2 separate regions of the Homo sapiens genome follow, and region 2 is linked to region 1. A link is an interaction called in ENCODE POLR2A ChIA-PET data of the cell type or tissue named here. Cell type or tissue: Caco-2. All regions are shown on one strand. Each heading gives the region's core, and the rest is flanking DNA. Links, peaks and the distances in the headings are about the cores only. Region 1 overlaps MYO1E (myosin IE). Region 2 overlaps RNF111 (ring finger protein 111).

Region 1 (15,308 bases), core at 4,443-12,442:
GGCGGGCGGGCCATGGAGGTGTACAGGCTTTTCTGATTGGACCTCTGGCTTCCAGGAGCATGGGGATATGGCACATACTGGTTTCTGATGACTCCGTTCTGATGGTATCCTAGAGAGAGGAACAGAGAAGGAAATAAGGCTCAGATTTTTGGATCCTTTGCCAAAAGTCTCTCCACATTTCTTCCATGTACTACAAGGGCAGCTTACTTAACTTCTGAGTCTCAATTTCCGCATTTGAAAAAAATGGAAGGCATCACTGCTAACACATTGTGAGAATTAGAGCTGATTCCCTGTTTTCCCCATCACCGGGCTTTACTGAGGTATAACTGACAAATAAAATTGTATGTATTTAACATGTACAACAATGCATGGTCAACTTCCCGGGATGTGCCCGGAACACAGCGGACACTCAGCACATGCTTGGTGGCAATAGAATCCCCAGATTTCCTGGGGTTCAAAGCCCACAGTAAGGTAAGCTTACAGCCGGCTGGGAGACACCTTCTTGGGCCTAAGAAAAATTATGAGATTATGACTCAAGAGGGCTGACAGGCAGCTGCTTAAACAGCTGGACATCCATTTTCGAGGGGTCAATCTTGGGCATCCACGGCAGGAGCCTGCTGTGTGAGGCAGAGGGGGTGCTCTACACAGGCAAGGGAAAAGTGGCCACCCAGTTGGATCAGTCCGGATGGAGCAAGCTCTCTCAGCCAAACAGCGATGTCTAGTTAAAATCGCATTAGCCAATAAGTAATGGGTTACAGTGGCAGGCTCCAAACCATGCGTCTTGGCAGACTCGGGCATTAGCATTCCATGCTACGTATGAAGAGGCCCTTATTCATTCTCCCACTGACAGATCTGGGCTGAGTGGAGAAAGAGAACAAGACTCTTCAAGGCCCACTTTGGTGAACCCTACCTAAAGACCTCTTCCAACCAAATTAAGAGAACTCTTTGGTACCAGTGGGATGACCCTTAGGAAAGGATTAGGGGTTCAGTTCTGGCTCTGCCTCTGAGAGCTATACTGATCATGAGCAAGAGAGTTGATCTTTCATAGTCTCAGTTCTTCATGAAAGAACCACGAGATAGGTCCAGAATCTGCTTGGTGGCTTCCAGCTCCGACAAGCATTTTCTCTATATCCTTATTATTGCAGAAATATTTCATGCCCAGTAATAATAGGTGGAATTCTTACTTTGAACCACGGTTTTATCAGGGTGGAGCTTTCAAGAGGGTGGCTCCTCATCCAGCCATGTCTCTAGCAATTTCCTCCCACAGGCCGTCAGACCAGATCAGAACTAGACATTTGGGGCAAACAGCTGCTCTTCATCTTACCTCATTCCCTCAGTGAGTGAGAGCTGAATGGGCTCCCACAGGGTCTGGGGATGGGGAGGGTAGAAGGACCCTGCTTGCTGCCTAGGGTCCCAACAAAAGGAGAGGGGCATCTTAGGAGTGTGACATGCCCTCGGGATGTCACATGGCCAGTGATAAAAGTGGGGTCCCCACAGGGGCTGCTCCACATGCTGCTCGAGATCCCCTTGTCCACGATAAGGTCAGAAATGAAGAGTAAGCATTTAGAAACGTTCATGGCAGTTTGACAGATCTATTTCATGCCTGTTGCATCTTATAATAAGACATTTTGGCTTATATTTTATATGTTTTGAAAATTCCATTCTTCTACTAATTCATTTTTATTGTAACATACAAATACATGGTTTGTGACGGACTGGAAATTTTTTAAAACCCCCTGAAAACTCCTGGTCTTTCACCACAGACAGTTTGAGAAGTGCTGGTCAAATGGATCTGGTCCCATTGTCTCATTTTTTTGATGAAGGAACTGTCATTTAGAGAGTTGGGGAGCCCTGCTCAAGGTCGGAAACTTTGTGGCCTGATTTGATCTGAGGCTACTTTGGCCAACCTAGCTGAGGCCAGTGAGCTTTCCAGGTGGACTTGGCCAGAATTCTCCACTGGAACCAGCGCACACGCAGTAATATGATACTACAGTGCTTCTCTTAAGTTCCTTTGTGCTTGGATTTTCTTCAAAGAAGAAAGGAGGAGACAGAGCCGGGTCAAGGCAGGATGGGGACTCCAAAAGAGATGAGAATTAGTTTCTCACTGCTGGGCCCCAGTGTCCATACTTTAGCATGCAATGGTGAGATTCCAGAGACTAAAGAAATGCCCTTTTCTGGGGGGAAGGTGGGGGTGGATGGGGAGGGGAGACAGACTCTCACTCAGTTACCCAGGCTGGAGTACAGTAGTGCAATCTCAGATCACAGCAACCTCTGCCTCCCCGGCTCAAATAATCTTCATGTCTCAGCCTTGTGAGTAGCTGGAATCACTGGTGCATGCCACCACGCCCAGCTAATCTTGAGACAGGGTCTCACTCTGTTACTCAGGCTGGAGTGCAGTGGCATGATCATAGCCACCTCAGCCTCCCACTTCAGCCTCCTGAGTAGCTGGGATTCCAGGCATGTGCCACCATGTCCAGCTAATTTTTATTTTTTAATTTATTTTATTATTTATTTATTTTTGAGCCAGAGTGTTGCTCTGTCACCCAGGCTAGAGTGCAGTGGTGTGATCTCAGCTCACTGCAATCTCCACCTCCCGGGTTCAAGCAATTCTCGTGCCTCATCCTCCCCAGTAGCTGGGATTACAGGTGTGCACCACCATGCCTGGCTAATTTTTGTATTTTTAGTAGAGACAGGGTTTTGTCATGTTGGCTAGGCTGGTCTCAAACTCCTGGCCTCAAGTGATCTGCTCGTCTTGGTCTCCCAAAGTGCTGGGATTATAGGCATGAGCCACTGCGCCTGGCTGCAGCTAATTTTTAAGAACATTTTTGTAGAGATGGGGTTTTGCTGTGTTGCCCAGGCTGGGCTCTAACTTCCGGTCTCAAGCAAGTCTCCTGCCTTGGTCTCCCAAAGTGTTGGGATTACAGGCGTAAGCCACCATGACCAGCCTCAAGAAATGCTTTTTACTCCTTATCTTGGACATTGGTACAAATAGAATTCTCTTGGCTGGGAAGACTGGAATCAAATACAGTCTCAAAATGACCCTATCAGACTTAGAATTCTAAACTGCTTAATACCAAACACTCTGGGAGTAATTTTTTATGAACTGAATTTTGTGAGTGATGGAAAAACATTAAAAGATTTTATGTATTTTTGCAAGCATTCTGCAAACACTACACAGATTTTTAGAGACAGAAAATCTTAGATTCAGGTTTAGAGTGTCTGGATATGTCAGTTATATTTTTACTATTAAAAATGAGAGGCCAGGTGCAGTGGCTCACACTTTCAATCCCAACACTTTGGGAGGCCAAGGTGGGATGACTGCTTGAACCTAGGAGTTCAAGACCAGCCTGGGCAACACAGTGAGACTCCGTGTCTACAAAGAGTAAAAAAAAAAAGAGCCAGGTGTGGTGGTGCGTGCCTGTAGTCCCAGCTACTCAAGGGGCTGAGGTGGGAGGATCACTTGATCCAGGGAGGCTGAGGCTGCAGTGAGCTATGATGGCACCACTGCACTCCAGTTGGGCAACTGAGACCCCATCCCAAAAAAAGAAGAGATAAATATGAAATATGAGCATAAATTTTATAACAATTTTGTAATACTCTCAGATATTACTTTGTTTTTTTGAACAGGCCTCCTGAATCCTAATCTCAGAAAATAAATAGAAAACAGATTTCTTCTATTCAGTCATTAAGCTGCTATAACTTACAAAATAGTAGCCCCCTCCCCTCCTTATCCATGATTTTGCTTTCCACTGTTTCAGTTACCCATGGTCAACTGTGGCCTGGAAATATTAAATTAAAGTTCCAGGAATGAACAATTCCTAAGGCTTAGGTTGTGTGCCATCTCACCCTGTCCCGCCAGGACACGAATCGTCCCTTTGCCCAGCCTATCCATGCTGTGTGTGCTACCCCATCATCAGTCACTAAGCAGCCATCTTGTTATTCATAATGGCCCCAGGAAGCTGGCAATTTGGGTATGCCAAAGAGAAGCCATTAAGCGCTTCCTTTAAGTGAAAGCGCTTCCTTTAAGTAAATTCAGTAACAATATATCTTCTATCTGTAACACTGTGAAGACAGAAAAAAATTTCTGCTGGTTTTGTGGAAAACTCAAACTGGAAAAGTATAGATAGGTTTTGGTAATATCTGCATTTTCAAGCCCCCACTGGGCGTCTTGGAATGCATCCCCCGAGGATAAGGGGGTGCTGCTGTAGTGGTATTTGGCCGGAGCTGGGTAGTGGTGGTGGGGTTAGACCTGTAAACTCCTATTTCCATAAAGCAGCATCCTGTGTCTTAAAAGCTGACAACAGTCTGGTTGTTACGGACAAGGAACTCCTTTCTCTCTGTCAGAAGCCTTTCCTAAGGGAGTAATATTTCGAGGTAATGAAATCCAGATTGCAAACTCAGCCGCAGTTCAGTCTCACTGACTCCTATTTTTCTGAATTTTGAGGTCTCAAGTAGGGCTGCTGTGTTGTACATGTGGCACTGAAATGGTCCATGCCTGGTTAATATGTGTGCATTGATTTGCTAATGGGTTTCTTCCCAAACATATTTTATAAGTTATGGGTCCAGATTTAGTGGTCCCAGACTACGGTACGTAGCTGGCTTACCTGGGGGAGGAGGGGCAGCTCTCACTGGGTAGTTGGCATTTTGAGTCCCACTGGAATAACCTGTATTTTGGGTAGTGTTCCTTCTGGTAGGACCTGAAATAAACAAGACAAAGTTAAAACCAGTGCTACTGGTTGGTTTTATGGATCCTCATGGTTCTTTGCATATGGAAAATTTTTGAGAAGCTTGGATTCCAGCTCTCAGGTGGATCTGCAGGAGAACAGTTGCAGTGGAGAAGGAGCCGTTGAGGGAAGTATGTAATGGTAGCTATTGGGTGGGAGGGGCTGGAGGACAGGGTTATAGAGGTACAGTTTTGAAATGTTAGAGACAGTGGTTCTTAAAGAAGGATTGGTCATCTTACAAAGGTGTTTCTATTTTTACAGACTTTTAAAAGAGACAGATGGAACATTTAAACATTTGCATTCATGTTCTAAATGCTAAGTGGCTGAGCAGGTTCACTAATGCTGCGGATCAACGGGGTTGGCATGAAGCCCGTTCTGGCACTGACTGCACACCTGCCTACGTCAAGCGCCTTGCACGCAAGAGTGTGTGTTCTACGGTCCTTGAACTAAACACAGACCACAAGGAGGAGAAGCAGACTTGTACCCTTGACACAGACATGAAGGAATGAGGAACAAGCTGGGGCCAAAGGAACACACTGTGGGTCACAGTCAGGGCTGGACAGCAGGGCCAGAGGAGCCAGAGGAGATCTCTGCAGAGACATCTATGTGGGGAAGAAAAACAATAGGGTCTTGAATGGAACAGGAAGGAAGGTAGGATTAAACCAGCTGGAAGAGGGGTGCAGAGGGAATTTCTTATAAAGAGAAGAGCTGAAGAATAGAGAAGGGTAGGAGGTGACAAGGTGCACAGTGCAAACACAGCAAAGGAGCTGCAGCTCTAGGGCCTGGGAGAACCGACCACGTGGGATCGGGGCAAACCCAGTGTGGCCTGCTGGACGCTTCCCTCCCAGTACCTAGGCCACTCTCGCCACCCCAAATAAGATAGAATCCAACACCTATTGGGCAATTTCCCCTCGGGGGCCCGCCGCACAAACATAGCCTGCTGGTTATTTGCAGCCTTTCTTTGCCCGGCTCTGTGCCCTGGGGTCTGAGTCCTGTGGACAGCCAGGCCTCTGCCTTCCAGTGGGGTGAGGCCTATAGGCCAGGCCAACAGGAGGCACTGGAAGGAGACTGGAGTGTCAGGAGGGAGGTGGGGGACTTCATGTGCCTCCTTCCTGACTGTAGCCTTCAGTTCACCTCGTTCCTCCCTCTGCTGCTTCAGGTTTGCGGATAATAATGATTTCCTGCCACTCCCTTTCCCTGGGTCCCTACTTTGTTCCCTAAACCCCGTCCACATCTTTTCACTGAAAAATCGCTTCAGAAATCCCTCCAAAAGTTGCTGTCTGTTTTCTGCAAGTACTAACGGATACACAGACATACATCAACATTTTCTGAGTGGCTCTACATATATAAAGATATGATGGCATTTGCTGGTATTGTATTAATATGTTAGAGAACATGTTAAGGTGTACCTTTGCAGACAGATTTGAGAAATGGCTAATTAATTAATTAATTTTTGAGATGGAGTTTCGCTCTTGTTGCCCAGGCTGGTGTGCAATGGCGCGATCTCAGCTCACTGCAACCTCCACCTCCTGGGTTCAAGCAATTCTCCTGCCTCAGCCTCCCAAGTAGCTGGGACTACAGGCATACGCCACAACACCTGGCTAGTTTTTTGTATTTAGTAGAGACTGGGTGTTGGTCAGGCTGGTCTCAAACTCCTGACCTCAGGTAGTCCGCCTGCCTCGGCCTCCCAAAGTGCAGGGATTATAGGCATGAGCCACCGTGCCTGGCCTAGAAACAGTTATTTTATATAAGGCATCTTCATGTGTGTGATCACACACAGGCTAAATCTTAGAACAATATCACAGTATATGCATACATAGCATGTATGATTATTCTATGCTGTGTGCTATAGATATAAGTTTATAAATATCAATTATAAATACAAAAATAAAGGCCAGGGAAGGAGTTAGACTGGGGTTTGAGGTAGTGCGTGTGTGTGTGTGTGTGTGTGTGTGTGTGTGTGTGTGTGTGTGTATGGTGTTTTATTTCTTTTTCATCTTCTTTTTTTTAATGAGGCAGGGTCTTGCTCTGTCACCTAGGCTGGGGTGCAGTGGCACCCCAGTAAAGATCATGATTTACTGCAGCCTTGACCTCCCAGGCTCAAGCCATCCTCCCACCTCAGCCTCCGGAGTGGCTGGGACTACAGGCATGCACCACCATGCCTGGCTAATTTTTACATTTTTATTTTTGTGTGTGGAGACAGGGTTTTGCCATGTTACTCAGGCTGGTCTGGAACTCTTGGGTTCAAGCGATCGTCCGGCCTTGGCCTCCCAAGGTGCTGGGATTATAGGTGTGAGCCACCACGCCGGGCCCAGTCAATTTCTTTAAAGGTGGCATAGAGGATGATGTTGGTATTGTGGACAAGATCTGACTGGAAAGGGAGGGGAAATTTGAAGCTAACAAACTTTGATTTGTTTTAACCACAATATTGTAATGCCAGGTGTACTGATACATAAGTACTAAGTCCCTCAGAAACTTTTAACCTGCTCATTTTCCTTGCTGTTGCTTTAGTTTGAAATGTTCCATTCTGAAGAAAGCGTGAGCCCCAGCAAGCAGAAGGTGTACTGATTCTCAGCCCCCACATCTGTGCACATGTTTGCAGCATTTGCTCGGGAGACTCGGGGGAGCGGCGGCAGTTCTGCCTGCAGGGCCCGTGGAGCACTTACGGGAGTTCTTGGGCAGTCCAGGTCCGATGCTGACCTGCAGCACTTTGTTACTGGGCTTGAGGACAGCCAGGTCCCCAAACCCTTGGTGGAACTGCACTTGCCGGGAGCCCCCTGCACTCCAGGGGCCCCAGTTTTCCTTTTTCAACTTCAGTTCAAGCCTGCAAAAAGCACAGTGGGGTTAACAGGTCGAAGGACGCAGTGAGAAAACGGTGCTCAGAGATCCCGCCACGGAGTTCTGCTGCTGGAAAAGCATAAACATGAGGCGAGAACGGACAATCTACACCAGGAGCAGGGCCCTGAGGATGCGCACCGCATCCATGGGGTGGCACTGTCGCTGCATGACAATGAGCCAGAAAAAGGAGCATCTGGGGCCCGGTACCGTGAGACACCAGGTGGTGAGGGAGGTACATCTGGCTAATGTGCCAGTGCCACTCTGTCAGGTGGTCTCAGAGGCGCCTGCTGAGGGGACAGAGGAAAGAGACAATTTCCAGGTCATACCGCTGTGCTGTCATTGTGCTTCCAGCTGTTGTCCCTGATTCTGTGCTTGTGGAGGACTGAGAGATGCCAGACACAGGCCAGCTTGAGGACTCTAGCATAGAACCTGGCTTTGTTTAGTCCTGTACTATTCTTGCACCATCACAGCCCACCCAGGGATGGAAAAAGACACACACTAGCAACCAAAATCCAAATAGAAGGCAGGATTTACCTGCAATTCCCAAACTCCCCATCCAGTTTTAATGCTTCTATATTGCATATATGCCTGTATTATGCAATCCTTATTCTGTTTTTAAGTTATATTTTCTGATATCATAAGAAGGAAAAATCATAATTTTAAGTAGCTGCCTATTATAAGTTTCCCTCATCATGATATAAAGGCTTTGTCTTGGCCTTATTTTTGTAGCTAGGAAAAGATGGAGGATATTCCCATTTTATAGATGGGGAAATTTAAAAAGAAAAGCTAAATAACTTTCTTTCTGTGTTTTAGACAGGGTCTTGCTCTGTTGCCCAGGCTGGCGTGCAGTGGTGCGGTCTCAGCTCACTGCAACCTCTGCCTCCTGGGCTCAAGTATCCTCCCACCTCAGCCTCCCGAGTAGCTGGGACTACAGGCATGCACCACCATACTCGGCTAATTTTTTTTTTATTTTTTACTTTTTGTAGAGATGTGGTCTTACTATATTGCCCAGACTAGCTAAATAACTCTTACTCAGCAAATATGAGATTAGAGGGTCAACAGTATGCCAGCCAGTACCTGGTCCATTAGATCATGTTGCCAAAAGAAATGAAGGTGAGGCTGGGCATGGTGGCTCAAGCCTGTGATCCCAGCACTTTGGGACGCCGAGGCGGGTGGATCACTTGAGGTTAGGAGTTCAAGACCAGCCTGGCCAACATGGTGAAACCCCGTATCTACTAAAAATAAGAAAACATTAGCTGGGTGTGGTGGTGAGCACTTGTAATCCTAGCTACTCAGGAGGCTGAGGCAGGAGAATTGCTTGAACCTGGGAGGCAGAGGTTGCAGTGAGCCAAGGTCGCACCACTGTACGCCAGCCTGGGCAACAGAACGAGACGCCATCTCAAGAAAAAAAAAAGAAAAAAAAAAAAAAAGAAAGAAAGGTGAACCACCTACACAATACGTTGGCCACCTATAGTCCTCAAGCCCCCGGAGGCTCTACCAATAAACAGGTTTTATTATGCATTGGTTTGGGGAATTTAAACCCCCACCTCTGTCACTTTTATCTGCTTCCAGTGTGATTCTACTCCTGTCTGCTCTCCTAAATTAAAAAAACCCTTTTTTGGGTGATACATAAAAATCTGCCTTTGTCTGCCTCATTCAGGTGATTTTTGTCTAAATGATAAAATACACTAGTCTATGAAGTCATTATTTCACAGAAATGCAAAAGTAACCTTTTCAAAGTCTGTGACTACTATCCAGACTGTCTTCTGCAGGCTCTAAGGTTCCACTGGGGCCAGCCAGACCCCACTCTTCTCCTCGCAGGCCTCCTCCAGCCCCATCCTGAATCGCAGGGGTGCGATCAAGACCCCTTTTTAGCTACACGCAGAAGTCTGGGTCCCAGATCCGGACTTACGTATTGCTGAATTTCAGAGGTAGTTGCTTCTGGGTCTTCTCCTCGTAACGCTTTGCTAAGAGGCTTAGGAATTCAGTTTTGAAGACAGATTCAAGCAAACTGTCATACTCTTGCTCATGGAGAATAAAAATGTCATCCTGCATAGTACTGTAAAGAGATTGGACAAACACACTTGGTGAAAGCTGTGCTTCTGTTTACTCTATTGTTTTTTTTTTCTTCCATTTTAAAAATCCTGCAAGATAGTGCTAAGATTTTACAGTCTTTCTTTCTATAAGTAATAATCTTTCAAACAAAACCAACAACAATGAATTACATAATGAAATTGCTGAAATCTGCTTTCAAAGAAGGTTTATAGTCCAACAAAAGCATGATCAAAGTACTTTTTCCACATGATTTTTACAATCAGGAACTTAAGGACAATTTAGCCCATATTAAAAAAAAATCCATTTTCAAGTCCAACTTGTGTTTTTAAGATCATAAAAATCCAGAAAGTTATGAATAGAATGCAGTTGAAAAGGGATGACTCTACATTTAAGTTCCAAGTTAGTATAATTTATGATATGGTTATAGCTATTGTAGTAAATTTGAACTTGAAGAATCATAAGCTCGGTTCTCAAGAGGGAAGCCAATATCCTGGACTTCAAGGTACTTATTAAGAACCTTCTGGCAAACAGTGCTCTGTGGACACTGTAGGCCAGGAGCTACTAGAACGTACAGACACATCCAAGTTCAGAAATGCGAAGGCCAGAATGGACAAACAGCAAACAAGCAAAAATCATCACCTTCAAGCTAATGAATTTTGTCAGACAAGGAAAGAACACACCTTTGCGGGAACTGCATGTTTGGACAGGGTGGGATTGTGGAGAAATTTATGCCTGGAGGGGAGCAGGTGTTACAAGCTATAGGGTGATGGCAGAGAGACGCTGAGGCAGACCCAGCTCCGAGGAAACGCTTGCTGGTCAGGGGAGGTTGATGAGACAAAGTTCCATCTTCAAGCCTGGCTAGGCTTGGTAGAAAGCAACAACATGTATGTAATTGAGAATTTGCATTCCCTGTTAGATTTATCACTCAGGTGAATGGGGCCACCACCCCAAAGACTATAATATATAAGTTTACGAGTATCTCCAAGTACCACTGCCAAATACCAAAGACAACCCTTTGAAGAATGAGATTTCGTTAGGGATTGTAAGCATTTTCCCAGGCATTAGAAACAAATTAGGCAAACCTGCTTCAGTGAATTGACCATGGTAACATTTTATTCTCTCCAAGTGCCACAGACACGGTTCTTTGTATATCCAGAGCCCTGCAGCATCACTCAGGAGCTCTGCTCTGCTCTCAGAGCACCTGGTGTCACTGCACCAGTGGGATTACTGTGGCTGTGACAAAGCCAGATGATGAGGCAAGGGGATCACAAGAGGACTGAGCTGTGGAGAATCTTTGAGACCCTGGATCCTTCTTCCATGTAAAATCTGATCCATTTAGAAGGAAACTCCTGTGGTATCCCTGTTCAGCCCCATTCACAGGTCAAGGTAGGGGTTGGGCCCTTCTTGGAATGACAGGGCTCCCTTGGGCAGAGAATCTTGGGGGACTATCTCAGGCTTGTCAGGAACCTTCTCTCCAGACTGAGACAGGGAGCTAGTGACCCAGAGGTGATGGAGCCAGTAGCTGTAGCCACAGCCTCTACCTTGGTCTGATGTTGAAACTCATTCACCAATGTGCTAGTATTAAGAAGTGTGGCCTTAAGGAGGTGATTAAGTTACAAGGAAGAGGTCCTCATGAATTGGATTAGTGACCTTACAGAAGAGGTATGACAGAGTGGTTTGCCCTTTCTGTCATTCTCCCATGTGAGGACACAACAAGAGGCGCCATCTATAAAGAAAAGACTGGGCCTTCACCAGACACCACATCTGCCTGCACCTTGACCTTGGACTTCCCGGTCTCTAGAACTGTAAAAATTAAATTCTTACTGTTTACATATTACCCACTTTCAGTCCTCCTACAGGAAAGGGGCTTGGTAATCCACAGGAGAAAAAGAGGTCGAAGGAACCACAGCACAATTGGATAGGAAGGCGTAGAATGGCAGTACGCGCAAACCATGGGGGTGGGGCGGGGCGGTGAATGGAGTTCACTGGAAGCAAGAGGCCAGTGTCAGGGGAAAGGAGCTTGGTCCTTTCATGGCCAGCTTACTGAAGAGCAGCCAAAGAGTTTCCCTTGGACGTAAAGTCAGAACCCTTTACAGTGTTTTTTGGACAAATAATAGCCATTTGGGTGGAACACTTGGTCATTATCATTACCTCAGATGTTTGTTTTCAGACATCCACACATCATAGCCATGCTTCTTGCCCACTCCTGTGATAGTTGGGATCAAGGATAAACCCTGACAAGCAGTGGTTTAAACAATAGACGGTTTTCATCTCCGTCACTCAACAGCTCATGCAAAGGCAATTCAGGGCCAACGTGCCAGTTCCATAGTGCCTGGGAACAAACACCTCCTACTTACCTTTAAAGGTACAGCCAGCAATCTAAAACCCCAAAAAGCACTTATGAAAAGCTGCTCAAAAGAGCTCTTCCAAGTCATTTTGAATTAATAAAGTCTAAGCCTCCTGGCACCCTAGCCCAGGTGTAAGAACCCGGCTGCATTAGGTAGAGTGCATGCAAAAGACCAGAGTAAAACAAGAAGCTCCACTTTTTGGCCTTTGGGGTGAGGAATGAAACGCCTTCCTGTTTTGGTTGTTTGCTCAAAGCTTTCTTTGGCATGTCTGGTCATGCCTGGTGGCCTGGCTGAACTGTGGCAGGATGGTGATTATTCAACAGGGCTAAATGAGCCCAACACAAGTCACCTTGAGTGGTTTAATGGGCTTAGATTTATTAGGAGTTTCATTACTATTATAACGAAAAAAGCAAGCAGGCCAAAACTTCAAGGTCAATTATCAGCATGAATCTAGAAATGAGAAGAGATGTGTTTGGACACTTTGACTTTAACCAACAACTCCAAAATCCCCTCCCTTCAATGATCCAGGCATTGGAGCTAGGCAGACCACCTTCACCCAGGCCAGGGTCTCAGCTCATTCTGCTCTCCTTAGCCCACGCTCCTGAACCTGAAAACAAAGCTTTCGTGTTTATTTATTCTAAAAAGTCAGACTTATCTTTGGACTTCACCCCTGACTTATTCCTATGCTGCAATTCCTTACAGATGTTTGACGCTGTAAGCTGTGTTGAAAGACCTCTTCCTAGTCTCTGGTTTGGATCTGCCCTTGTTTTTTTATTCCTCTGTCTTTGCGGCTTACTGTTGTATTGCTGAAAACACTAGAAAATCTGTTTTACTCTCTTCACCAATATATCTTTTCACAGAAATGTTAGTTACAAAACACCAAGGAAAGTCCTGAAGGAGTTTTGTTTTTTTTTTTTAAAGCTGAAAAGGCAATTTCCAAGGATAGCCCTGCCTTTATTTAAGCTTTTATAAAAGTCTTTCCTGATTATGAAATATATGCTGCTTTTAGGAAACTGGAAGATACGGAGGCGAATCAAGAAGAAAATAAACCTTGCCCAGAATTCTACCACTCAGAGAAACCAGTGGCACCAGTTTCAGAACCTTCTTAACTTCTCTGAGAAAGCCCGGACGCAGATGCAGGCCTCAGCAGTGACGTGTCCAGCTCAAAGAAGCTTCACCTGACCCGCAGATGCAAAGACCCACTCTCCTCTCTTGTGTCCCAGGAATATCCTTTAAATCACGCTGGGAACACTTATAGTAAGGCACATGTTTACTCAGCTGTCTGTTCCCCCTTCCAGAATGAGAGGAGCTTCCTGAGGCAGTGACTGTGCCTCATCCACCTTCGAATACCAGGGCTCAGCACCAGGTAGGTGCTCAATCCCATGATGTTGACAACTTCCAGGTTCCCAATGCTTACAGACCATAGCAAGTCAAGATGCCAGTAATGCTTCAGGTCAGCAGGACAGGCAGTGAAGCGGGCTGTTTTTATTGCCAGAAAGTTTAGGGGATTCAGGCAAGGAGACATTCTGGGCAAGAATGTTGTGACCAGGGAGCTGGAGCCTCTGTCTAAAAGCACCGTCTTACGGGTTGTTTTTCCAATTGGAGATAAGTACTGGAAAATCTATTAACCCAGACAGACAGCCACACAACTTTTGGTCTCATCCTTCTGGTGATCAGCCACCAGAATGAGAAGAAAAATGAGAAGCCTCATCAGAGACCCCCAAATAAGAGCTTCCATGGCACCGAACTCAACACCTACAATAGCAAAGCCAAGAACATGGGTCATTACACCTGTGGTCACCCTTCCTGCAATTGAGTTTTTCAAATAAGAGTGGGGCCAGGCCAGTACTTGAACAAGAAGCAACTCTGGGAGGATCCTTCAAAAACCCAGGCATGGCCTTCTGCCAGCAGCCACCATACACTCAGAAATCCCGTGTCTCAACTCTGTATTGGTGTGTCACCTCCTGACACTCTTCCCGAGTCTCCAATGAAGCCAGAAATGCAAGCGTCAGTGTTTCACTTTAATTTTTATTTATTTATTTATTTTGAGACGGAGTCTCGCTCTGTTGCCCAGGCTGGAGTGCAGTGGTGTGATCTTGGCTCACTGCACCCTCCGCCTCCTGGGCTCAAGCGATTCTCCTGCCGCAGCCTCCTAAGTAGCTGGGATTACAGGCACACACCACCATGCTCAACTAATTTTTTTGTATTTTTAGTAGAGAGGGGGTTTCATCATGTTGGCCAGGCTGGTCTTGAACGCCTGACCTCAAGCAATCGGCTCGCCTCGGCCTCCCAAAGTGCTGGGATTACAGGTGTGAGCCACCACACCCAGCCTAATTTTTATTTAAATAAGGATTTTTCCTGATCAAATTATCCTGGAGTCCCTTTGACAAACTATTGTCTTAATATCTCTCTGAGCTATTGGCCCTATTTCTACCTGTTGGGATCCTATTTTTTCTTGTAAATGAAAACTTCAAAAAAATTTTTAACCGTAACTCAACTAGACATATATCTGTATGTTTAGAAAAGATAAAGACTTCTAAAAATTTAACATCTACTGGAGGATTAGAAAAACATTTTATTATGGAAAATTCTAAATTGTAAACAAGTAGGATAGTAGGGCCAGGTGCAGTGGCTCATGCCTGTAATCCTAGCACTTTGGGAGGCGAGGTGGGTAGATCCCATGAGCCCAGGAATTGGAGACCAGCCTGGGTAACATGGGGAAACCGTGTCTCTACAAAAAATACAAAAATTAGCCAGAAGTGGGGGTACATGCCTGTAGTCTCAGATACTTAGGGGGCTGAGGTGGGAGGATTGCTTGAACCTGGAGGGCGAGGCTGCAGTGAGCCGAGATTGCGCCACTGCACTCCAGCCTGGGTGGCAAAGTGAGACCCCGTCTCAAAAAAATAAAAAGTAGTATAGAATGAACCACCACATGTCAGATTTCAAGCACCAATTCACGGATAATCACAATTATCTACAACCTCACTCTCCCTGCTTCCACTTTAAAATAACTACCAGGCTGGAGTGCAGTGGTATGATCATGACTCATTGCAGCCTTGACCTATTGGGCTCAAGCAATCCTCCCACCTCAGCTTCCTGAGTAGCTGGGACCACGGGCACGTACCACCACTCCTGGCTAATTTTCACATTTTTTGTAGAGATGGGTTCTTACTATGTTGCCCAGGTGGGTCCCAAACCTCCTGGGGTCAAGCGAGCCTCCTGCCTTGGTCTCCCAAAGTGCTGGGATTACAGGCGTGGGTCACTGCGCTCAGCCTTTATTTCATGCTCAAATGTTTCAGTACATATTATTAAAAGATAAAGTCTCTTTATATTAAAATTAACC
Region 2 (15,308 bases), core at 2,813-10,812, 92 kb before region 1:
TAGATCTTTTACCACGACTTTATTATGTGTAAGACTGTTGAATGAATGAGTAATTCATGCCTGCCTCTCGATAATCCTGCTAGAGTTACTGAAGGCACTCCTAGGAGGCACTTTAACCAAATTATTGTCCCTGGGTTGTGGAGTTAATTTCCCTAATGCAGGTTCATGATTGTCTCATTTTTAGTGGGCCCTCTATGGGTTAATTTTAATAGAAAAGGAAGTGTTTTATTTACTGAATCATATATCTCTGTATTTCACCTCTAATTTATGACAGTTTTATTTGGGTAGTAACTCTCGAATGAGAGGCTAATTGGTTGTCTTTAGTTTTGGATGCAAGCCTGTTTGAGAAACAAAGAGGTTCTGGACTATATATATTCAAAATGCTCGAAGGCAAAAGAGGACAAGCTGTTTCTGAACAGATACATGTCATATCCATCACTTTAGTGATGGTTACAAACTCATACCCTGACTTTTAGAGTCAACGTAATCCTCAAATAACTTGGTTTGTAAAATTAAAGTGTCAGAGTTGGAAGGAACCATGAAGGTAATTTAGCGTATCCCAGTGAGTGAGCTTAGTATCCCAAAGGTTTTCAACCTTTTTTTCCTGATGCAATACACAATAAATGATATTGACTTGTATAACACTTTTACATAGAGACTAAGATAAAACCCTGAAAATGCTGTAGCAAGTAAAGCTACTGTAATAATGAGTAATTACTATACATATTATAATTTATAGGAAACAGTTACTTAATGTTGGGTTCAGCATAGCCCTAAAAGACTTTTGATCATGGTCAGTTCCTGATATGCTAGTTTTAACACTTGACCAGGTTATTCAACACATTTGGAATACAAGTGAATGAAAGTAACATAATTATAGAACTGACTTTGGAACTGCTATTATTTGTTCTAAAAAGTAAATAATCTGGCCGGGCGTGGTGCCTCACGCCTGTAATCCCAGCACTTTGGGAGGTCGAGGTGGGTGGATCACGAGGTCAGGAGATCGAGACCATCCTGGCTAACATGGTGAAACCCCGTCTCTACTAAAAATACAAAAAAATTAGCCGGGCTTGGTGGCGGGCGCCTGTAGTCCCAGCTACTCGGGAGGCTGAGGCAGGAGAATGGCGTGAACCCGGGAGGCAGAGCTTGCAGTAAGTGGAGATTGCGCCACTGCACTCTAGCCTGGGCGACAGAGCAAGACTTTGTCGCAAAAAAAAAAAAAAAAAAGGAAATAATTTGTCGACTTTGTTTTTTTGTTACAAATTACAATATTTAACATAATTCTAGGGGCAGTTAGAGGTTAGTGTCAGTTTGTATTTTTCTTCCGTCCAAGTTCACAGACGCGTGAATTCTAGTTCCCAGGTTAAGAACCTTTACAAAAGGGTTTGGGAGATTAGCCCCCATAGGCCAGACTAGCAGCTTGGAAAAAACGAATATACAGAAATTTAGATTAGAGCTACTGTGTAACAGAGGTTAGAGCACAGACCTTGAAGAGATGAGAATCCGGAAAGGCAGGATAAGACATGTAAGAGAGGGCAGAGCCAGGAGAATTTTAGGGAAATTTGCTGAATCTTACCAAGCAGAGCCTGAAGCACCCCCCTACCCAGGTTCATTTATGTGAACCCATAATTCCCTTTATTATTTAAGCTGTTTTGGTTGGATTTTTATTTTATTTGTAAACAAGCAGAAGATTCCTAATTGATACATTGACCCAGAAGAGATTAGCTAGGTACTTTGAGCCCCATAGGAGCAGGGTATCCTTACTCTTGGGTACTGTAAAATCAAGGCTAGGACAGTAATGTTCCAGAATTCTAAGGATTCTGAGGAGATGCCTCAGAATCAGAGTAGGGGGTTAAGGATGGCAGCAGGGCGGGGCTTTGGCTTTAGGCTCTTCACTCTTGTAATTTAATCAGAAGCTTCAAGTTTTAAAAATCTCTTTTATATAGTTTCCATATAATATTTAGTTTGAGGAAGCGTTTCTAGGTTTTAAATGAATTTGAAACACTGGGACAGACTTTCAGAGGATACTTTTGCAGTTCTTCTGCCATAGAAGAACATACCTTCAAAATAACTGGGCATGTGGCGGAGAGCATAATCAGGACTCATGTGTTTTATACTGAGAAATTTATCTTTTCTAACAACCATGCAAGGCAATTTTATTACCACATTTTATAGATGAAAAGGAGGTTAAATAACTTCCCTAAGGTCACATTGCTGAAAGAAAGGTCCCAGATTAGAACCCAGATTCATTTGACTCCATGTTTCTTTTCCCACTGTGTGACACTAAGTCATTAGATTACTTTAAAGCACATTTTATTTTCCAAGTATTAGAGTCTAATCATTTCTTACATTCTATTGGTTCTGACTGTAGAGTCCAAAGGAAGGAAAAAAGATAATGGCCCAGACATGGTGGCTCACGCCTGTAATCCAAGTACTTTGGGATGCTGAGGTGGGCGGATCACCTGAGCTCTGGAAGGAGCTTAAGACCAGCCTGGGCAATGTGGCAAAATCTTGTCTCTACAAAAAATACAAAAATTAGCCAGGCGTGGTGGTGTGTGCCTATGGTCCCAGCTACTTAGGAGGCTGAGGCAGGAGAATCTGTTGAGCAAATATATACAATGTATATATTTGTGTTGGTGGATAGTGAGACTTCACCAGATACACTCTGACTTGGCTGGCTGTGTCTTAAGGTGAGATTTTAAGAAGTACATAGCTGCCTGCATTATGTAGGAAGGATTTATGATATTAGGGGTTCATGGAGCTCAGGGGAAGAGCATTTGCTTTGTAGCATGTAGTGGAAGGACTCGTATTTTTAAACTTTTAAAATACAGTTTTACTGGTAATAAATCATTTACTGTGCCATAGGAAAACATGATCTATTGCCATACTTACACATCACAGTAAATATGAGCCTCCTGAAGAATTTAGAGTTTCAGGAAAATCCCAGTGAAGACCACTGCATAAAATCATATGATGTATATGTTAAGAATATGGCACTATCAGCCGGGGTGTGGTGGCTCACGCCTGTAATCCCAGCACTTTGGGAGGCTGAGGCGGGCAGATCACCTGAGGTTGGGAGTTCAAGACCAGCCTGACCAACATGGAGAAACCCCATCTGTACTAAAAATACAAAATAAGCTGGGCGTGGTGGTGCATGCCTGTAATCCCAGCTACTCAGGAGGCTGAGGGAGGAAAATCGCTTGAACCCAGGAGGCGGAGGTTTGGTGAGCCAAGATGGCGCCACTGCACTCCAGCCTGTGCAACAACAGCAAGACTCCATCTCAAAAAAAAAAGAACGTGGCACTATCACATTATTTACAGAGATTTGAAATTACCGAACATTTCTTTAAACATTTATTATTTATACCCCATACCTATTTTTTTACACAGTGATATTTCATGATTTGATTATTCTGTGCATTTTTTTCTGTTTCAAGATGACTCAAGGAGAACTACATCTAGTGCTGTAACGGAAACTGGCCCTCCTGCAATGCCAAGGTTACCTTCCTGCTGTCCCCAGCACTCACCATGTGGAGGGTCGTCACAGAACCACCATGCATTAGGACATCCTCATACAAGTTGCTTTCAGCAGCATGGTCACCATTTTCAACATCATCACCACCACCACCATACTCCCCACCCAGCTGTCCCAGTTTCTCCTTCCTTTAGTGATCCTGCTTGCCCTGTGGAAAGACCTCCACAAGTACAAGCACCTTGTGGAGCAAATAGTAGTTCTGGTACCAGCTATCATGAACAGGTATGTGGAATTTGAGTCAGTCTTTCTTTCCTGCCCCTCTTGTCTCTCTCTCTCTCTCCTTCTCCCTTTTCTCTCTCTTCCTCTTCCTTCATTCCTGTCTCTCTCCCTCCCTCCATTTCTCTCCCTGCTTTCTTCCCTCCCTGCCTCCCTCCGTTTCCTTTTTTTTTTTTTAACTCCCTCCCATTCTTCCTTCCTTTCCTCTCTTCCCCTCCTTCCTTCCCTCTCTTCCCTTTCCTCTTCCCCTTCATTCCTTCCCTCTCCTTTCTCCTTTCCCTTCCCCTTCCCCTTCTTCCTGTTTTAGATGGCTGGAAAACCCAGCATGAGGGAGTAACTACTTGCGTTAAAACCAACCCACCTTTCTTTTTTAATTGTGGTGGCTTTGGGAAGAGGAAAAAACCCCTAGGGATAGATTTTATACACTAAATTAATCACATTCTTACACTCGAAAATGGCCTAATTTAGTGGTCTGTAGTTTCTTTTTAATTAAGTCTCTGGGATTTTTAGATGGACTAAATTATTACAACTAATTGAATGGACCAGGGATGTGGGTAATCAAAACTGATACTTAATCTAAAAATCACTTTTTAAAAAGGCTTTTGATGTTTTTAGTTAAATACAGTTGGATCTGATTTTTGGGATCTTACTTTAAACAAATTGTTGAAACTCTAGTGTCCAGCTAATTCATGAAAAATTGGAAAATTCTCCCAGTTTTCCCCTTTTACCTCCTACTGTAGAGTTCACTATAACCTTCACTCATCTAAAAATAAACAGCCTTCTCATTTGCAGACCTGTAGCATGTTTTCTCAGGGGCAGATGAGGTTTTCAGTTTATGGAGAATCAAAATGTCAGCAAAAAATTATAATTAAGTAAATTAGTTGGTATTATTATTGAGTTCGCAAAATGTCAACTAGTATTAAATTAGTATTGGCAATCACGTGGAGTAAAAGAAGTCAAGCGTTCCATGCTACTTTAACTTTTGTTATGTCACTTCCATGTACGATTATGATATAAGTCTGCGTGTTGCAACTCAGGAGGCTGAGGCAGGAGAATTGCTTGAACCCGGGAGGCTTAGGTTGCAGTGAGCTGAGATCACGCCATTGCACTCCAGCCTGGGCGACAGAGTGAGATGCTGTCTCAAAAAACAACAACAACAACAAAAAACAAAAGATGTAATTTCAGAGAAAAATTGTAATTTTGACATATACTATTCCAGAAAAAAAGTGCTGCAAAAAAAGTCAAAGAGGCTGGCATGGTGGCTCACGCCTGTAATTCCAGCACTTTGGGAGGCCAAGGCAAGTGGATCACCTGAGGTCAGAAGTTCAAGACCAGCCTGGCCAACATGGTGAAATCCCATTTCTACTAAAATACAAAAATTAGCTGGGTGTGATGGTGTGTGCCTGTAGTCCCAGCTACTCGGGAGGCTGAGGCAGGATAATCACTTTAACTTTAGAGGTGGAGGTTGTAGTGAGCCAAGATCGTGCCACTGCACTCCAGCCTGGGCAACAGAGCAAGACTCCGAAGTTCGTTTTTTTTTCTTTTTTTTGAGATGGAGTGTCACTCTTGTTGCCTAGGATTACAGGCATTAAGCCACCGTGCCCGGCCAAGCTACCACTTTTCTATGTCACCCGACCTTTCCTAAAGTACTTGCCTCATCTTTTAAAATTTTGATGGTATGTCTTCTGGGTCTGACAGATTAAAAATAATTAACAAGGGCTGGGCGCGGTGGCTCATGCCTGTATTCCTAGCACTCTGGGAGGCCAAAGTGGGTGGATCACGAGATCAGGAGTTCGAGACCAGCCTGACCAACATGGTGAAACCCCATCTCTACTAAAAATACAAAAATTAGTTGGGTCTGTGGCGCGTGCCTGTAATCCCAGCTGCTCAGGAGACTGAGGCAGGAGAATCGATTGAACGTGGGAGGCGGAGATTGCAGTGAGCTGAGATCATGCCACCACACTCCAGCCTTGGCGACAGAACAAGACTCCGTCTCAAAAAAAAAAAAAAAAAAAAGGAGTTGTATTCTCTTTGAAAATACAGCTGGTCCTATCAAGAGGAAGTTTGAATTGAGTAGAAAATATAATTAAAGAGATTTTAGATGTCATTTCGGTTTTGGTAACATTTCTTGGTATTAATGGATTGTCCAGACCTGTCCTATCTCTTGGGAACGAGGGAGCATCAAGAAGAATTTTCCAGTGGATTGAATGAAAGGATCTGCTTGGAAGTATAACTTTGTTTTGCTGTAAATTTGGTTACATGATGCTTCATAAATATTGTAGGAAAATGGTGAAGAGGTGGGTCTACCAGCTTTTCCTACATTCATTAAAGAGCTGCCAAAAGTCTCATTTACAGAATATTTTGTTATTAATAAAATAATACAGCTAGTTTGAGACATCAATTATGTATACAACTTTTTATTTCAGCTTGAGTCAGTTGTAGGTAGGATCTCTTTTACAGGTCTGTTCAGTGTAAAATAAATATAACTCGTTTACCCACCTGTAAGTATTAGTAGAAGTATTTGGACTGCAAACAAAACTTGAGAAGAATCAGCAGGATCACAGGCATTCAGTGGTGATAATGGATTTGAAGGTAAAGAGAGTGAGATTTTTGAAGACAACAGTTTGAGACTCATGTTGATGTTTGTAGGACTCTAAAATTAACCAAATGCTCATAAAATAGCTTCATATAGTCTTCACTTTAGACCTATTTGGGTACAGCAGAAAGTAGAGGAGCAGAAGAAGCAAACAAAACCTGAGATTTGTGATTTTGTAGATATCTTATGTTTGAGTGCCAGATTGTGCGTAGTCAAATAAAAATTAGACTGGCATACCGAGAAGATGCAGTAGTCATGTAGATAGCCCTCACTGCTTGCTTTGATATGATATGGCTTTCATCCCTACCCACCCCTGCCACACCATCCCCACCCCCCAACCCCACCCCACCTCCTGCTTTTTTTTTTTTTTTTTTTTTTTTTTTTTTAGAGAGGATCTTGCCTTGTTTCTCAGGCTGGCCTTAAACTCCTGGGCTTAAGTAATCCTCCTGCCCCAGACTTCTAATTGGCTGGGACTACAGGCATGTACCACTGTGCCTAGTAGTTTAATTAGTGTGATGCATCATTTATAATCTGTGTAAGCCAATTATTATGTCCCATCACTATACTCATCTTGCTTACCCTTGATTGTCCTTCGGGAATAAGAATTGAATGAACTGGAATTGTGAAGAAGAGGGTTCTCATTACTGTTTTTATTTTCCCTTTATTCTTTAATTTTACCCTCAGTTTCTTCTAGGAATTACTTTACTCTGGGAATGTTCTTAATCACTGACTAGAGATGAAGATAAAATGAAATTTGGTCACCTTCATAAGATGTTGATATTCTAGTCCATTTGCTAATTTTAGTCTAAATAGTAGGGAAAGGATTTGAACCATAAACATAAATTCAGTCTTAAAACATTATTCTTAAACCGTATTTACCTGCATTGAAGACATACATTGTATTTGCCAACTCAATAGAAGAACAGACATATACTTGATTGTACAGCTCAACAGAAGGAGAACAGACATATACTTGATTGTAGATAAATAATACAAAAGAAAGGAGCTCCTCCTTTTCTCTTTCCCAACTTGAGTATCATCACACCCCTTTCCTTTCAGCACCCAGAGTTCCTTTTGTTTCTATTATTCCCCCTAAACCTAGAGCTCACTGAAATTAAAAAGAATGCTGTGGTTCCTCTCGGGACTGTTGGGTGACTTGAGCCTTTGACAAATGCATTACCCTAGGTTTTTTCATCTCCAGCCCCTCAGCTTCCAGTATTGCACAGTTGCTGTATATAATTCCATATATAACATCAGATCTTTATGATCTTTCATCACATTTTGAAAAGTATGGTTCCACTGAACCTAAGCAGTAGGTTTGTATTCAAGAATACGAAGAAGTGGCCGGGCGCGGTGGCTCACGCCTGTCATCCCAGCACTTTGGGAGGCTGAGGCAGGCGGATCATGAAGTCAGGAGATTGAGACCATCCTGGCTAACATGGTGAAACCCTGTCTCTACTAAGTATACAAAAAAAGTAGCCGGGCGTGGTGGTGGGTGCCTGTAGTCCCAGCTACTCGGGAGGCTGAGGCAGGAGAATGGGCCTGAACCCGGGAGGCGGAGCTTGCAGTGAGCCGAGATTGCACCACTGCACTCCAGCCTGGGCAACAGAGCGAGACTCCATCTCAAAAAAAAAAAAAAAAAAAGAATACGAAGAAGTGATTCTTGCCTTTGCTATAGAGTAGAGGTGAAAGTGTTTTGCTTAGGATTTTTCCAGATGCTTTTGGAAGGCAGTGCATAGTGGCTTACGCCTGAAATCCTAGCACCTTGGGAGGCTGAGACGGGTGGATCGCTTGACCGCAAGAGTTCGAGACCACCCTGTGCAACATGGTGAAACCCCGTTTCTAACAAAACGAAACAAAAAAACAAAAATTAGCTGGGCGTGGGGTCTCGTGCCTTTAGTTCTAGCTTCTTGTGGGTGGCTGAGGCAGGAGAATCGCTTGAGCCTAGGAGGTGGAGCTTGCAGTGAGCCAAGATTGTGCCACTGCACTCCAGCCTGGGTAACAGAGATCCTGTCGCAAAAAAAAAAAAAAATAAAGTTTTTGGAGGAAAATATTACTGATGAGTGGAAGTGGAATCTACCCTCTGGTTTATTTCCCAACTTAGTTGATGGGCTTTCCCTAAAATCGTATTCCTAATACAAGCATACCTTGGAGATACTGCAGGTTTGGTTCCAGACAACCACAATAAATACAATAAAGTGAATATTGCAATAAAGCAAGTCACATGAATTTTTTTGTTTCCCAGTACATATAAAATTTAATATTTACACTGTACTAAGTCCACTGCACAGTGACATTATGTTTGAAAAAATGTACATGCTTCAATTTAAAAATACTTCAGTTTAAAAATACCTTATTGTACATGTTTCAGTTTAAAAATAATTCAATTTAAAAATACTTTATTGCTAATACATTTTTTAAAAATGCCAGCAATCCTCTGAGACTTCAGCAAATTGTAAACTTTTTGCTGATGGAGGGTCTTGCCTTAATGTTGGTGGCTATGACTGATGAAAGTGGTGGTACCTAAAGATTGGGGTGGCTGTGGCAATTTCTTGAAGTAAGATAACAATGAAGTTTGCTGCATTGATTGACTGTTACTTTCATGAAAGATTTCTCTGTAGCACATGATGCTGTTTAATGGTGTTTTACCCATAGAACTTCTTTCAGAATTGGAATCAATCCTTTCAAACTTTGCAGCTGCTTTAAGTTTATGTGATGTACTAATGTAATATATTAAGTTGATGTGATATTCTAAATCTTTCGCTGTCATTTCCATCTTTTTTTTTTTTTTTTTTTTTTTGAGACAGCCTCGCTCTGTTGCCCAGGCTGGAGTGCAGTGGCGTGATCTCGGCTCACTGAAAGCTCCACCTCCCAGGTTCATGCCATTCTGCCTCAGCCTCCCAAGTAGCTGGGACTACAGGTGCCCGCCACCACGCCTGGCTAATTTTTTTGTATTTTTTAGTAGAGACGGGGTTTCACCGTGATAGCCACGTTGGTCTCAATCTCCTGACCTCGTGATCTGCCTGCCTCAGCCTCCCAAAGTGCTGGGATTACAGGCGTGAGCCACCACACCCGGCCTGTCATTTCCATCTTTTTCCTAGTATCTTTACCTGGAGAAGATTCTATCTCAAGAAACCACTTTTGCTGCAGTTTTTTGTTTGTTTGTTTGTTTAAATGATGTGTCTGGGGCCCTGCAATTTTTTTATTAAAAAAAAAAAAACAAAACACTTCCAGCTGGGCATGCTGGCTCATGCATTTGCTCCCAACACTTTGTGGGGCTGAGGTGGGAGGAGTTAAAGACCAGTCTGGGCAACATGGCAAGACTCTGTCTCTACAAAAAATCTAAAAATTAGCTGGGTGCAGTGGCACGCGCCTGTGGTCCTAGCTACTTGGGAGGCTGAAGTTGGGAGGATTGCTTGAGCTGGGTAGGTGGAGGCTGCAGTGAGCCACGTTTGTATTACTGCACTCCACTGTAGGCAACACAGTGAGACCTTGTCTCAAAAGTAAATAAAAGAGCCTGGGTGCAGTGGCTGACTTCTGTAATCCCAGCACTTTGTTTGAGAGGCTGAGGCAGGCAGATCACTTGCGGTCAGCAGTTCAAGACCAGCGTGGGCAACATGGTGAAACCTTGTGTCTACTAAAAATACAAAAATACAAAAATTAGGTGCGTGGTGGCATGCACCTGTAATCCCAGCTGCTCGCGAGGCTGAGGTAAGATAATTGCCTGAACCTGGGAGGTGGAAGTTGCAGTGAGCCAAGATTGCACTACTGCACACCAACCTGGGCAATAGAGTGAGACACCATCTCCAAAAAAAAAAAAAATAAATAAACTACTTTCTTTGCTCCTCCGTCAGAAGCAACTCATTCAGCTTTTATCAGGATTTACGGCAATTCAATCACATCTTCAGGTTCCAACTTCTTATTCTAGTTCTCTTGCTGTCTTCACGACATCTGTAGTTACTTCATCCACTGAAGTCTTGAACCCCTCAAAGTGTGCATGAGGCTTGGAATCCACTTCTTCCAAATTATTAATGTTAATATTTTGACTGCCTTCCATGAACCACAAATGTTCTTAATGACATCTAGAATGGTGACTCCTTTCTGGAAGGTTTTCAATTTACTTTTGCCCAGATTGATCAGAGGAATTATTATGGCAGCTATAGCCTTATGAAATGTATTTCTTTAATAGTAAGACTTGAAAGTTGAAATTACTCCTTGATTCATAGTCTGCAGACTGGATGTTGTGTTAGGTATGAAAACATTAATCTACTTATACATCATCAGAGCTCTTTGGTGACTATGTGCATTGTCAAGAAACAGCAATTTTCTTTTTTCTTTTTTGAGAAAAGGTCTCACTTTTGCCAAGCAGTAACATTTTGAAAGGAATATTTTTTTCTTAGTAGTGGGTCTCAACAGTATTCTTAAAATATTCAGTAAACCACGTAAATAGCTGTACTGTCATCTAGGCTTTGTTGTTTGTTAATAGAGCACAGGCAGAATAGATTTAGCATAAATCTTAAGGGCCCTGGGAATTCTGGAATTGCAAATGAGCATTGGATTTTAAGTCACTAGCTACATTAGACCCTAACAAGAATCATCCAGTCCTTGGAAACTTTGAAGCCAGCCATTGACTTCTCTTTGCTATGAAAGTCCTGGATGACATCTTCCAATATTAGGCTGTTTTGTCGACATGGAAAATCTGTTATTCACTGTAGCACTTTCCATAAATGATCTTAGCTGGATTTTCTAGATAACTTACTGTAGCTTCTACATCAGCACTTGCTGCTTCTCCTTGCACTTTTATCTTATAGAGATAGCTTCTTTCCTTCAGTTTCATGAACTAACCTCTGCTATCTTCAGACTTTTCTTCTGCAGCCTCCTTGCCTCCCTCAGCCTTCATAGAATTGAAGAGTTAGGGCCTTGCTCTGGCTTAGGCTTTGGCTTAAGAGAATATTGTAGCTGGTTTGATCTTCCATCTAGATCACTAAAACTTTCTTTAGATCAGCAATAAGGGTGTTTCAGTTTCTTATCATTTGTGTGTTCACTGGAGTGCTTTCAGTTTCTTTCAAGGATTTTTCCTTTGCATTCATGACTTGGCTAACTGGTGCAAGAGGCCTAGCTTTTGGCCTCTCTGGGCTTTTGACATGCCTTCCTCACTAAGCTTAATCATTTCTCGGTTTTGGTTTAAAATGAGAGATGTGCAAATCTTCCTTTCACTTCAATACCAGAGGCCATTAATTGGCCTAATTTCAATGTTGTTGTGTCTCAGGGAATAGGGAGGCCCAAAGAGAGGAGAGCAGGGTAATGGGGAAACATCTGGTCAGGACACACATGTTTATCTGTTAAATTTGTTGTCTTATATGGGCACAGTTCTTGGTGCCTAAAGCAATTATAATAGTAACATCAATGACTACTCATCAAATATCACCATAACAGATAAAATAATAATGAGAAAAATGTAAATATTAAGAGAATTACCAAAATGTGACACAGACACAGAGTTTCCACATGCTGTTGGAAAAATAACTCTGATAGACTTGCTTGACACAGTGTCGCCACAAACCTTCAATTTATTAAAAATAAAACAAAAAACCCCGAACATCTGCAAAGCACTAAATGTGCCTATAAAATGCAATAAATATGCCTATAAAAGGAAGCAGTGCTTTAACTTTTTTTATTCTTATGTTTTTGAACAAGTGAAAGCTTTGAGTGGCAAAGGTAATTCATGATTTAGTCTGAAAAATCTTATGTCCATTGTTATTTTGAATAATGTAGATTTGTTTATTAGCACTTTAATTGAATTCTTGCTTTATACAGTTTGGAACTTGGGGCAGACAAGATTTTTCCTAGAACCTTAATATTTTCAGTAGTGTGATAGTATGTTTTCTCAAGGAGTCCTAAAGTACTAGTCACAATGTTGGGATAAAGGAGAATATAGAAGTATGATTTTTAAAGTTTCTAAGATGTATTTGTTATAAGACAAAAAGATTTTAATATATTAAACTTTTGTTCATCTTGTGATAAAATCTTATGCTTGATTTTTAAAAATTGGTTTAACTGTAAAACCACTACAGTTTTCACAATCCAGGATACACTTGTTATATTCAAGATAACCAAGTATTTTGTTGGTGCTCACTGGTTCTTCATACTAAGAATCTTCCTGGTTTCAAACTAATTTAAAGATTATGTTTTTTTGGTTATATTAGGAATACTTTTATAATATAACATGAAATATTTGACCAAACTTTAGAAAGATAAAATATACTTCCTTTTTATCTAGCAGGCATTGCCAGTGGACCTGAGCAACAGTGGTATCAGAAGTCATGGAAGTGGCAGTTTTCATGGAGCATCTGCATTTGACCCCTGCTGCCCTGTTTCTTCCTCCCGAGCTGCAATCTTTGGCCATCAGGCCGCTGCTGCTGCCCCAAGTCAACCTTTATCATCAATAGATGGCTATGGATCAAGCATGGTTGCGCAGCCCCAGCCCCAGCCCCCTCCACAGCCCTCTCTCTCATCATGTCGACATTACATGCCACCCCCTTGTAAGTATATACTTAGTGGACACAAAATCTAGAGTCATGTCAATGAAGCATTTTGTACTTCCTTATGAAATAACCTTTAATCCCAGTTCTTAAATTTTTAGTATTTACTTGGCTTAAGAGTAGGGTATATTTTTTCCCATGTTAGTATTATGTAATTGAGGTGGATTGAATGGAAGTTTTAAGGAATTTAGATTTGTTCTTTAGTATAGCTGAAGAAATGTGAAAGTTGAGTAGTATTTCTAGGCACAGTAAAGTAAATTTTTAAGAATTCTCAAGCAGTTAGCTGAGACATAACAGCAAGCTTTGGGAGTTGTAAAAGGATTTTTATATTCATTTGATGCAGGCAATTAAAATATAACCATGGTTGGGCATGATGGCTCACTCCTGTAATCCCAGCACTTTGGGAGGCCAAGGCAGGAGGATGGCTTGAGGCCAGGAGTTTGAGACCAGCCTAGGCAACATAGTGAGACCCCGTTTCTATAAAAATAAAATAGAACCAGCCATGCCTTTTCTAAAGAAATTGAAATTCGTTAGATATCACAAGAAATGATAAATACTCTAAGGCTATGTAACATATTTACTATTTTGTTAGATCATAAGCTAATAATGAAATGAAAGCTTAATAAACACTTGGCTGATAAACACCAAAAATTCATGCTGGAAATGAACCAGGAAGTCAGCAAGGAAATTTGTGTTTTGTTTTGATTACATGGCAAGTGGTAATTTTCACTTACATATCTTCTTGGATTTTTTCTTCTACTCCAGTCATTTAAAAAAATCTGCATCGTGCAGACGCAGCTGGAATCAACCCAGAATCTGTACAGTGAAACTGGTGATATATTATTTACCTTCTCAGTAATGCAACTTAAAATTTAAAGTATAAATTGGAAAACATTTAGCAAGTTTTTACAAAGCATTGACCAATGGGCCAATTCTTTGTATGAGCACCAGTGTGATGCATGGCCTATTTTGTAATACTTGATGGTATTCATTTTTGATTGATCATCTTTTATTTGAAATTCAATATGCTTAATTTTCTGCCCCTCCCCTTTAAAAATAATATACTGAAGCAGTTTATGAGTAAGTTCATTCCTTTCAAAATGTCCTAATAAATACATGTTTTAGATTCATTTGTTATATTCTAAAACATTCAGACTGTGCAGTCATATAAAATGAGAATTTAAAAGCTTCCTCGCACAGCTTACTAATCTTAATATATCAGAGGTAGTAACTGTTCTATAAAAACTTTTAGAAATTTTCTTTGTACACATAGATAGGTATATGTCTTACCTTTTAAAAATGGGAAATCAAACATATTCTACTTCTTGTTTTTTGTTTTTAAATTTAACAGTATATTTTGATTTTTGCATATTAGCACATAAAAATCTAGCTCATTGGTTTTTAATACCCCCATAATATCCATTGTATATTAAATCAGTCTTCTGTTGATGGACATTAAAGTTGTTTATGGTTGAGTTTATGTATAGTTTAACTTCCTAGAAATGTGATTGCTATGTCAGAGGGCTAAACTTTCAGATAAATACTGTTAAGTTTTCTCTCCAAGGGGCTGCATCAATTTACACACCTCATTAGGAGTGTGTTAATGAGAATGAAGGTAGGAAATTTAAATTGTATTATTTTCTGTTAGAGACATTTTGATAACTCTGTTTTGGGCTTCTTTTCCTGAAGGAGTGTGTGTATTCTCTCCCCAACTTGCCCGTGCTTTTAAAAAACATTTCCCGTATGCTTTAGTTCACGTGTGAAACATGTGGTTCTTAAACCTTTTTTCATCCAGAATGAACTGGGGAAGACAATATGGCATAGTAGAGCACTAGCTTTAGAATTGGATAGATTCGAGTTGACCTCCCAGCTCTGACTAATTAGCTTGGTGACTTTGGATAAGTTATTTAATCTCTCTGTCCTTACATTCTTTGCACTTGTAAAATGGGAATAATTCCTATTGGCTATAAATTGTGATACTTGGATCCAGATGAATAGTTTGCTGTTTCATAAGTACATTTATATGTATAACAACAATACTTGTGGAGTAAGAATATGTCTCTCTCTGCTTTTGAAAGGTTTGTGGTCTTGATGAAGTGATAAAACAACTGTACTTGAAATGCTATTATTTAAAAGTTTTACTATCTTATTAATAAGATGTATTGAGAAGATATGTAAGGCCTGGCTTGGTAGTATGAGCATGTAGTTCCTGCTCTTCAGGAGGCTGAGGCATGGGGATTGCTTGAGCTCAGGAGTTCAAGGTTGTAGTGTGCTGTTATCACACCTGTGAACAATCCTTGTACTCCTGCCTGGACAACATAGTGAGAACCTGTCTCTAAAAAAAAAAAAAAAAAAAAAAAGACCAGGCACAGTGGCTCACGCCTGTAATCCCAGCACTTTCGGGAGGCCGAGGCGGGTG

The links. ChIA-PET counts read pairs that join two places held together with the same protein. Peaks named below come from ENCODE experiments on the same cell type or tissue, not always from the same donor. Only the 100,000 strongest peaks of a DNase experiment are listed, where the experiment ranks them.
Region 2: POLR2A ChIA-PET joins it to region 1 with 8 read pairs; 2 of 35 experiments call an interaction of 5 or more read pairs at or near these places.

What each region holds. Positions count from the first base shown.
Region 1 is chr15:59,153,683-59,168,990 of GRCh38, forward strand. MYO1E (myosin IE) reads right to left here. Exons shown (of 28, transcript NM_004998.4): 23 at 9,475-9,621; 24 at 7,391-7,548; 25 at 4,605-4,697; 26 at 1-109. Among named protein-coding and RNA genes, the nearest start is that of MIR2116, 9.9 kb to the right of the region's middle. RefSeq lists enhancers at 7,451-7,952, 12,230-12,279. In Caco-2, for the core only: no CTCF peak of the experiment used is centred there; DNase peaks (open chromatin) are centred at 7,729 and 12,216.
Region 2 is chr15:59,063,327-59,078,634 of GRCh38, forward strand. RNF111 (ring finger protein 111) reads left to right here. Exons shown (of 14, transcript NM_017610.8): 6 at 3,438-3,757; 7 at 12,628-12,889. Among named protein-coding and RNA genes, the nearest start is that of CCNB2, 34 kb to the right of the region's middle. In Caco-2, for the core only: no CTCF peak of the experiment used is centred there; no DNase peak of the experiment used is centred there.